Linked DNA regions of Homo sapiens: region 2 is linked to region 1. Evidence: read pairs that join two places in POLR2A ChIA-PET (ENCODE). Cell type or tissue: Panc1. All regions are shown on one strand. Links, peaks and the distances in the headings refer to the core of each region. The heading gives the core; the rest is flanking DNA.

Region 1 (5,386 bases), core at 192-5,191:
TTCAATGGAGGAAAAGAAAGTCTTTTCAACCAGTGATGCTGGAAAAACTGATAATCTATATGAAGAGAATATATAGTTTGTTTCTTCTTTCTCTTATCCTCTTATGTAACATGGGATGTATTGACTTAATATCATAGTATGTAAATATTGTTAACTTTACATGGTAGTATTTAAGTTACAGGCTATCAAGGAGACAAGTAAACATTACCCAAGGACTTTGCATTCTCTTCTGGGGAAAGGGTTGATGCATTTTCAGTTGTATGCAGAATACTGTGTAATATCAGGTGGAAGTATGAACTTGTTATTGTCTTTATTTGGAAGCATGGTTTAAGGAGATGCATATGGGTACCAAGCTGACAAGTGATGGACTTGTGAGGGTTAACGTATCAACTTGGCTGGGCCTCAGTGTCCTGATAGTTGGTCAAACATTATTCTGGATGTTTCTGTGAAAGTGTTTTTGGATGAGATTAACCTTTACATCAGTAGACTTTGAGTAAAGCAGATTACCCTCCATAATGTGGGTAGGCCTTATCCAATCAGTTAAAGGCCTTAGGAGAACAAAGACTGACCTCTTCCAAGCAAGAAGGAATTCTGCCAAACTGATTGTGTTTGGACTGAAACTACAACTCTTTCCTGAATCTCCAGCCTGCTGGCCTACACTGCAGATTTTGGACTTACCAAGTGTCTTAGTCCATCTTGTGTTGCTATGAAAGAATACCTAAGACTAGGTAATTTATTTTAAAAAAAAATTTATTTAGCTCACAATTCTGCAGGCTTGGTAGTTCAAAGGCGTGGCCCTGGCTTCTGGCAAGGACTTCTGCGCTGGGTCATAATCTGGCAGAAAAGGTCAAAGCGGAAGTAGACACATGCAAAGAGAGAAAACCCAAGGGGCATCCTGGCTTTATAACAACTTACTCTCACAGGAACTAATCCATTCCTGCAAGAACTAATCCAGTCCCACCAGAGTAAGAATTTACTCACTACCTTGAGGATGGTACCAAGACACCCACGAGGGTAAAGCCTCCATATCCCACACACCTCTCATTAGGCCCCACCTCCCAACACCACCACATGGGAACAAATTTCAACATGAGTTTTGGTAGGGACAAACAAACTGTATCCAAACCATAGCATTCCAAGTCTCATAATCACATTAGCCAATTCCCCAAAATAAACCTCTCTGTGTGTGTATGTATACACACTTTGTTAGTTCTTTTTCTCTGGAGAACTCTAATACATTTCCTTACTTCATTCACGTCACTGCTAAAATGTTCTCTCCATAGGAGCACTTTTCTTGACCAAATTATTTAAAATATCCCCTTACCCATACTAACTCAATGCCCAGTTACTCTTCAACTTCTTACCTTGCTTTATTTTCCTTCATGGCATGTATTAGTATCTAAAATTGTGTGTGTGTGTTTACTCTTTTATTGACTTTACCTCCTTCACTAGAACATTAGCTCAATGAGACAGGAACTTTTTCTGTCCTGTTTACTAATGTATCCCCAGAACAGTGCCTGCTTCAATAATATCTGTTGAATGATTCAGTAGATTATATATGCACCATATATATATTTACATATATAATCAATATATGGCCTATAACCTGCTTTTTAAAATTTACAATATATCATATCTATAACGTGGATATCCTTACATGTCAATACTCATAGATTAACCTTGTTCTTATTGGCTGCATAGTATTCCATTGTGTGAGATACTGGGATTTATTAACCAGTATCCTGTTGATAGTTATATGGGCTATTTTTAACTTTTCACTTGGATGTTTTTTAAGTCACAATAAACATCCTTATGCGAATATCTTTATATACTTTGTGTGATAGGATAAATTAATAGAAATGAAATATCTGAGTGAAAATGGTTGTATCAACTTGCACCCTTATAAATTATTTCTATCCTTGCCCACACAATGGCAGATTATTAAATCTGTAGTGACAAGACCTTGAGACTGTATTCCAAGGAACTGAATGCATGTTTCAGGAGAGGGAGTTTCCCTTTCACTAGACATTTTTCTCATGCAGTTTCTAGCAGAGGTGCACTAACAGAGGAAACTTTCATCTAGAAACCAATAAATAAAAATCAAATATTACAATCATTCAGACAATACTTGGAAGGGTACTGATCCAGAATTTCAACTATAATTTTATCTGGTGGTATGGGACCAGACTGAAACACAGAAGCTGGAGGATATTGTCTATCAGGAAGTTTACTAAAAGGCTGGGTCTCCTCACAGGTCTATCTGACTGCTCCATCTATTCTTTGCCGGCTCCCCTTTCTTTGCCTGCCCCTTGGTTGTGTTCACCAGTTTTTTGGCCTTAGCCCTCTTCTTTTCGTGCATTTACTGCTTTCCTAGAGTGATCTCATTCATCTTATGGCTTCATGTACAACGGATATGCCAGTGACCTCCTAGTCTATATTGCCAGTCCAAACTTCCCTCTCTCAGAACCTTACATCCATCTTCCTGTTGACACCTTCACTTGCATAGCACAGGTATCAGCTAGCCCAAAATTTGTCTCATCCATCGTCCACCTGACTATCCAAGACAGAAATCCCAGAGTCAGCCCAGGTAGTCATCTCCTTACATCCCATAGGTCACCAAATTCTACAGATACTCCATCAAAGTTTTACTCTTACTTTCTCCTCTTCTACCTCACTATCACTGCACCTTAATCTGAGTCTTTGTCTCTCCCTTGGCCGAATACTACAACTTCCTAAATGATTTCTCACCTCAGCCTTATGTCTTCTGGGATCCATTTTCCACTCTCTAGACAGATGATCTTTCTAGAATTAAATAATATTATGCTGTTCTCATTCTTCAATGGCTCCCCCATTACCTACAGATTACATTTAAATTCTTGAGTATGGCACCCATGCCCTCATGATCTGGTGCCTGCTTATGTCTCCAGTCTTGTCTGTCACTGAACAATCCATGCAGATCATTCAATCCACTTATAATGAAGTTCCTGCAGTTTCTGAAAACACAAGCTAGTTTCATATTGTTATGCCTTGTCTGTACTTTCTGTCTGGTATAACTTTTCATTTTCCTGGTAAGAAATGTTTCTTTACAGACTCGGTAGGAAAGGTCACCTTATCTTTGGCTCCCTAATTTCCCTATAGAATTGCCAACTCCCTGTTGTAGCAGACACCGTTGGCTGCCTACCTAAGAGCATTCCTCTTTTTCTTTCCTCTTACCCAATAAGATCCCAGTTTTGTTAAGGCTACATGGCTCTATGCTCAGGGGACTGACCCAGTGATGGGTCTTCATCCCTCTAGGCCAGTGATTGGTTTAGCTATGCACGTGGGATACTATTCTAAGCAATGAGACATGAGGAAGGGTCTGCTAGAGAGCTTCTTCAAGGGGCTTCCTCTCTTGAAAAGACACAAAGTAGAGATGGCCCTTTCTTCTGTTGGACATTGTAGTTTTTGGATAAGTTGGATTTCTGTCACTGCAACCAAATGACTATTTTTTTTTTTTTTTTTTTTTTTTTTTGGAGACAGGGTCTCACTCTGTCGCCCAGGCTGGAGTGCAGTGACGCAATCTCAGCTCACTGCAACCTCTGCCTCCCGGGTTCAAGCAGTTCTCCTGCCTCAGCATCCTAAGTAGCTGGGCAGATTGCTTGAGCTCAGGGAGTTTGAGACTAGCCTGGGCAACAAGGTGAACCCCCTGCCGTCCCCCCCCTCAAAAAATACAAAAAATTAGCTGGGCGTGTTGGCACCTGGCTAAGTGGTGGTTTTCAATACAAAATGTAAAACAGGGCCAGGCACAGTGGCTCATGCCTGTAATCCCAGCACTTTGGGAGGCCGAGGTGGGCAGATCACCTGAAGTCAGGAGTTCCAGACCAGCCTGGCCAAAGTGGTGAAACCCCATCTCTACTGAAAATACAAAATTAGCTGGGCCTGGTGGCACATGCCTGTAATCCCAGCTGCTCTGGATGCCTAGGCATGAGAATCTCCTGAGCCTGGGAAGCGGAAGTTGCAGTGAGCCAACATCATGCCATTGCACTCCACCCTGAGTGACAAAGCGAGACTCCGTCTCAAAAGCAAACAAATAAACAAAGAAATTGTAAAATAGGCCCAGAGAGGGTATGAGATGCTGGAAGAAATGCAGGCTTTGAAGTCATACTTCTGAGGTTTCAGTCCCAGTTCTGTCATTTCCTGGTAGTGAGGCCTGTGTGAGCTTCTGAATCTCTCAAAATGTCAGTTTTCTCATTTGTAGAAAGAAGATGGTAACACTTATCTTTTAGTATCATCTAGCAGAATGCCTGGCTTATAGGCTCAATAAAGCAGACAGTCTTGTTATAAAAATTATTATACATTAGTAATGAGGCTACTAAATTTGTCTGTTATGTGATAAACGTTTAGCCACCATAACATAAATTTGTCTGTTATGTGATAAATGTGTGAGCCACCACGCCCGGCCAACCAATAATTTCTTGACTTGTCTTTCTTACAGATTGATATCTCAGGGCCGTGCATGGTGGCTCACACCTGTAATCCCAGCACTTTGGGAGGCAAGGCAGGTGGATCACCTGAGGTCAGGAGTTTAAGACCAGCCTGGCCAACATGGTGAAAACCCATCTCTACTAAAAATACAAAAATTAGCCAGGCCTGGTGGTGTACAACTATAATCCCAGCTACTAGGGAGGCCAAGGCAGGAGAATCTCTTGAACCTGGGAGGCAGAGGTTGCAGTGAGCCGAGATCGTGCCACTGCACTCCAGACTGGGCAACAGAGTGAGAGACTCTGTCTGAAAAAAAAAATTGATATCTCAGGAGACAGAAGAAATAATTCTCAAAACTTACGTTCTAGACTTAGTAGAATACACTTTTTACACGGTTATAGAGATCTTTGCAGAAAGCAACCACACGAGAAACACTGTGGTATAGTAGTAGACTTGGCTTCAAATCCCAGTCACCTATGAGCTATATAATCTTGGACAACTTACTTAATCTTTCTGAGCCTCAATTTCATCATCTGTAAGATGCAAATAATATCTATCATAGGATGATTGTCAGGATTAGAAACAATCTATGAAACATTACTGACATGTATTAGGCACTCAATAAGTAGCACCTGTTTTCATTATTACTATGGAAAGAGTGGTAGATTTCACAAAGTAGAATAAAAAATTAGATATGATCCCAAGACTGAGACTCTAAAAGAGGTAGACAGCTTTTAAAAAATTTATCAGAAAAATGTATTTACTTGACTCATAGCATTGCGCGTATTGTGGTGCTAAGTACACATTTGGCACAACTTACCTCTTTCTTCTCAACCTTCTTTTGCTTACCTCTGGAACAGCAAGTGATTCTAATGATTAAAAAAAATGGTATGGGAAGAAAGTATTAGTGCTATAAAGAAGTTCT
Region 2 (5,386 bases), core at 68-5,067, 53 kb before region 1:
CTTAGTGCATTGCCAATGCTGCCTGTCTGCCCGAGCTCAACATAGTATCGATAAAGAAAGCAATTCACTCAGTAAGACTAATCATTACAGAAAAAAAGTCAACACAATTAGTTTCTAACTGCAATCATGCGCCACTAGCTAAAACCCAATCACCCCATAAGTTGAACCACTCTCAGAGACCCCAAATGAACACTAGTTTTGTTGTATGAATGTTCATTTCACTTGTCTACATTTTCCTTTAAAGGGAGAGGGAGGGGTGGAGAACTCACCCAATTTGGCACCCAAGTAAAAAACTGTCAACTACTTTTGAAGCAGGCCCAAAAGTTACCCTTTTAAATACACAAATTCAAGGACTGAAGAATTCTCATTATCAACCATGCTCAGTCAGCAAATGTTAACACCATGGTGACAGATAAGTCAGTGTTCCCACACTGGCACAAGCACATATATTATAAAAACCCACACTTCAGAGCCAAAGGTTAAAATCTGGTTTTAAGCATTCAGGAAGAAAAGAATATGGGGGTTTTTGCTATTTTTGTGAATGAAAAATAGATACAACTGTTCAACAGTTAAATAACTTAGACAACTACAGTTCATTATACAGCCCTTAGAATTTTATATTTCCATATAGGTAACTAACCTCGGTTGGGTAAGTTGAAGATAATTTATTTCAAGTTACTAAGTTAATGGAGTTAGCTGATTATCCTCATAGCACAATCTTTTAAAGCAACTGTCAACAGCAAATTCAACTTACTATGGCTTTTTAAAAGATTGAAAAGTTTACCAAAGCAATTCTTGTCGAAACTTTACTCTTTGTTCTTTCATGCAAAGAGCATTTGACTAACCTTATTACAGTGACGCCCAATACCCATTAGGAAGTTATCTGGTTTAATGTCTCTGTGTATAAAATTCTTTGTATGCACATATTCAATTCTACTGATCATCTGGAAAAAAAAGAAGGGAGAGATAATTGAGTTAAGTAGTAAATGAAAATCAACACATTTCTTAAGTATTTCAGTATCTCAATTATTTAGAGTTCACAAAGACAGCGCTAAAGAAAATGAAATGGAAAGGACAACTAAGTTCTCCATTTATTTCTAGGTTAATGGATATCTAAGCATATACCTGCTGTGTCCTTTGGCTTTACCTTCTAGTATTAATAATTAAAACCATGGCAGGGTCTAACCCCATAGGAAGACTTGGTGTTTGTGATTTTCAAATAATAAAAGGAATACCTGTATAATAGTTTCAGTTGCTACAATAAAGGAAATAAAATAAAAACTTTCCACACTCAATCCTAGGCCTTCTAAAGTAACCTGTTAAAATGGCCTTGTATTACCCAGACCTAATTCCATGTTATAAGATATACATATGCACACAAACAGATACACATATACTTGGGAGTGGAGGATGTTGACAGATTGGCAGATTAAGCTATAAGTAGTTGTTATAATTCTTATATAATCTCATTCCAAAAGTTAAATATTAAACATGCCATTCTTAAAAGCTTTCCTTAATTTCTTGGAAATTATGCAAAGTCAAACGCTATAGCTCAAATATCCTTTTTAATGGCTACAAATATTCTGTGGTAGAGATGTTATGTCTTCCCCAACTCACAGTATTCTCACATTGTTTTCCACTTTTTCCTACTATAAATAATGCCATTAATAGACATGTATCTTTACCCACTAGTGCTTTTATTTCTATGGGCTTCAAATCCCATATAATTATGGGGAGTTGCTGAGTTGAAGGGTGTATTTTTCATTTTGATAGATAATATCACACTGCCTTCCACAATAGGCTGTAACAATTTGGATTTACTCTTCTTTTTTTTTTTTTTTTTTTGAGACAGGGTCTCACTGTCACCTAGGCTGAAGTGCAGTGAAGCAACCATAACTCACTGCTGCCTCAACCTTCCAGGCTCCAGTGATCCTCACACTTCACCCTCTGGAGTAGCTGAAACTATAAGGTGCATGCCACTACACCTGGCTAATTTTTTTGTGTCAGCTAATTTTTAATTTTTGGTAGAGACGGGATATCGTTATGTTGCCCAGCTGCTCTTGAACTCCTGGGTTCAGGAGATCCTCCTGCCTCGACCTCCCAATGTGGTAGGATTACAGGTGTGAACCACCATGCCCGGCCTCGATTTAGAAGTAATCCTTCCATGAGGATTTTTTTTTTTTTTTGAGACAGAGTCTCACTCACTCTGCTGCCCAGGCTGGAGTGCAGTGGTGCAATTTTGGCTCACTGCAACCTCTGCCTCCTGGGTTCAAGCGATTCTCTTGCCTCAGCCTCCCGAGTAGTTGGGATTACAGGCACCCGCCACATGCCTGGGTACTTTTTTTTATTTTTAGTAGAGACAGGGTTTCACCATGTTGGTTTCCAGCTCCTGGCCTAAAATGATCCACCTGCCTCGGCCTCCCAAAGAGCTGGGATTACAGGCGTGAGCCACTGCGCCTGGCCCTTCTATGAGGATTTACTCTTCTATGTACTGTCAAGCTCCACTCTTTGCCTATTTTTCTTTCGGCCTATTGTCTTCTTGTTAGCTTTTAGGAGTTCTCGTCATAAAACAAACAATCTTTTATCTGTCATTATGTAAACAAATTTAAATTATTTTTTATTTTGACTGCTTATGGCATTTCTTGTATACAATAGAAGTTCTGTGTTTTTTTGTTTTTTTTGAGACAGAGTCTCACTTTGTCACCCTGGCTGGGGTGCAGTGACGAGATCACGGCTCACAGCAGCTTCAACTTCCGGGGCTCAAGTGATCCTCTCAGCTCAGCCCCCTGAGAAGCTGGAACTACGGACATGCGCGTTACCATGCCCAGCTAATTTTTGTATTTTTTGTGGAAAGGGGGGTATCGTTATGTTGCCCAGGCTGCTCTCGAACTCCTGAGCTCAAGTGATCCTCCTGCTTCTGCCTCCCAAAGTGCTGGGATTGCTGGCATGAGCCATCACACCCAGCCTCTATCTTTTCTATAAGACACTTACTTAGAAGTTGTATTTTTAAATAGATTACATATCCAAAGACTGCCAACATTATCTTTCTGTCCATATGTTCTTGCTCTACCCAGTAGTATCTGTTAGGATTCTATTTTTTATTTGTCCCCATTTTCCCCAGAGCTTTTATTATCATGAATACACAGATTCTAAATTGTACTCTTCTACCTTGACAAATGTCTTCTGAAGCCAAACTAGTAATCTCTGGCTTGAACAACTTACACCTGTTACCTGTCAACCACAGAGCAAGACTTAGGTGTCAACTACCTTAAATGAAAGCTTTCTTGTATCTCCCTTCCTCAGAATTATATTTTTTCACATTTGTTACCCGTGTACCCAACAGAGACTTCTACAACTCTACAACAAGGATGGAACATCTTATTTTTCCATCTTTCTTTATTAGACTCTAAGTTTCTTTCTAGAGGGAAGAGACTAATTCTTATTTTTTTGCCACCCCAACCCCCAGCACTAAGTACAGTGGTAGGCTCTCAATACATGTTCAATGTATGGATGCTTACGTGTTACTGAACAAACAAAAACATAAGCCATAACTCTTTTATTAGGATTCACTCATATATGTTAGTTAAAACATATTAAAGGCTTTTTTTTTTTTTGAGACAGAGTCTCGTTCTATCCCCCAGGCTGGAGTGCAGTGGTGCGATCTCGGCTCACTGCAATCTCCACCTCCTGGGTTCATGTGATTCTCATGCCTCAGCCTCCCGGGTAGCTGGGATTACAGGTGTCAGCCACCACGCCTGGCTAATTTTTGTACTTTTAGTAGAGATGGGTTTCACTATGTTGGCCAGGCTGGTCTCGAACTCCTGACCTCAGGTGATTTACCGGCCTTGGCCTCTCAAAAGTGCTGGGACTGTAGGCATGAGCCACCAAACCCAGCCCACATTAAAGGCTGTTAACATAAAAGAGATGGGGTCTTTGCTCTATTGCTCAGGCTGGAGTGCAGTGGCATTATTATAGCTCACTGTAGCCTGGAACTCCTGGGCTCAAGAGATCCTCGTGTCTTGGTCTCCCAAAGTGCTGGATTACAGGCGTGAGCCAGTGTGCCGCGCCACTTTTAACCTTTTAATGCTTGAGTTTGTTTTGTGCCACAAATATCACAATTTGCTCACATTTGCTTGAGCCACTGAGTACTTTTAAGGTTAAGAAGCTTGGGGAGTATCAGGTGCTGATTACAGAAAATGGGCACTACTTTCTAATCCTTGGAATTATAGACAAAGTTTTTTCATTGATCTATAATAGTTGTATATATTTATGGGGTATGTGTGATATTTTGTTACATGTATACAATGTGTAATTATCAAATCAGGGTAGTTGGGATATCCATTACTTCAAACATTTATATTTTGTGTTAGGAACATTACAATTCTACTCTTCTAGCTATTTTGAAATAAACGATAAGCTATTGTTAACTATAATTTCCCTACTATACTATGTAATACTAGAACTTATTCCTCCTAACTGTATTTTTGTGCCCATTAACCTACTTCTCTTCATCCCTCTGAATTTACAAACTTACTAAAATTCCACCTCAAATACCATGTCTGTTTATCTCATTTTACTTTATGACATTTACTTGAAAGAAGCTCACAGTGATGCTTTGGGTAATACATAAATAATAGTATTAAAAGGTAAGTGATAAAGTAAATAAAGGTAAGTGATAAAACAAATAACCTGTGTTCTCCTTTCCCTTTTCCTCATTTTATTTTCTTCTGTTATTTTCCCTCTTCCTTTTTATGTGATAGGCAAATCTGGACTAGAGAGCTGTCACAAACCCTCCATTATATTTTTAAATGTCATTCTCTTCATAGTATTTTTATAAGCACACTGAGTTTAACTTAAAGCATTTCCAGCATTTTCCTGCCCTTAAAGGTAACAAATACTGATCAAAACAAAAAATTATACATGTCTTGATATTTACCAATCATTACCTTAATGTATTATCTTTTCCCTTAAGGTTTGTTCCTTACTCATCTTTCTCATTTCTTAAGATCGAAATATCCAAACTTTGGCTGTAAAAACCATTTAATCTAACCTACAGCCAATGCATCAATCTAATTCATGACATCACCAAAATTTCCTAGGTCTTAAGTAACACAAATGGTTGAGAATCCATTACTCCAAGCAGCATCTACTTGGTCAAAAAATTCTTCCTTATATTACTTCAGGACCTTTTTATCCTCAAAAATATAGCTTTTCTAAGAGTCCCACACATAATACATAATATTCAATTTTGCTTAATTTAACCAAAATGTCAATAAACATTTATCAACAATTATATGCATACATACACTCTAAACTCTCCAAACAAAATCTTACAATAACCTGCTACATATGACACTAAAACTTCATCTGAAGGAGCAGATTGAAA

Evidence for each region. ChIA-PET counts read pairs that join two places held together with the same protein. Peaks named below come from ENCODE experiments on the same cell type or tissue, not always from the same donor. Only the 100,000 strongest peaks of a DNase experiment are listed, where the experiment ranks them.
Region 2: POLR2A ChIA-PET joins it to region 1 with 6 read pairs; 9 of 35 experiments call an interaction of 5 or more read pairs at or near these places.

What each region holds. Positions count from the first base shown.
Region 1 is chr5:149,572,188-149,577,573 of GRCh38, forward strand. It overlaps a transcript of ARHGEF37 not described here. Among named protein-coding and RNA genes, the nearest start is that of ARHGEF37, 6.6 kb to the right of the region's middle. In Panc1, for the core only: no CTCF peak of the experiment used is centred there; no DNase peak of the experiment used is centred there.
Region 2 is chr5:149,519,445-149,524,830 of GRCh38, forward strand. CSNK1A1 (casein kinase 1 alpha 1) reads right to left here. Exons shown (of 10, transcript NM_001892.6): 4 at 846-944. Among named protein-coding and RNA genes, the nearest start is that of CSNK1A1, 29 kb to the right of the region's middle. RefSeq lists an enhancer at 4,028-4,197. In Panc1, for the core only: no CTCF peak of the experiment used is centred there; a DNase peak (open chromatin) is centred at 2,532.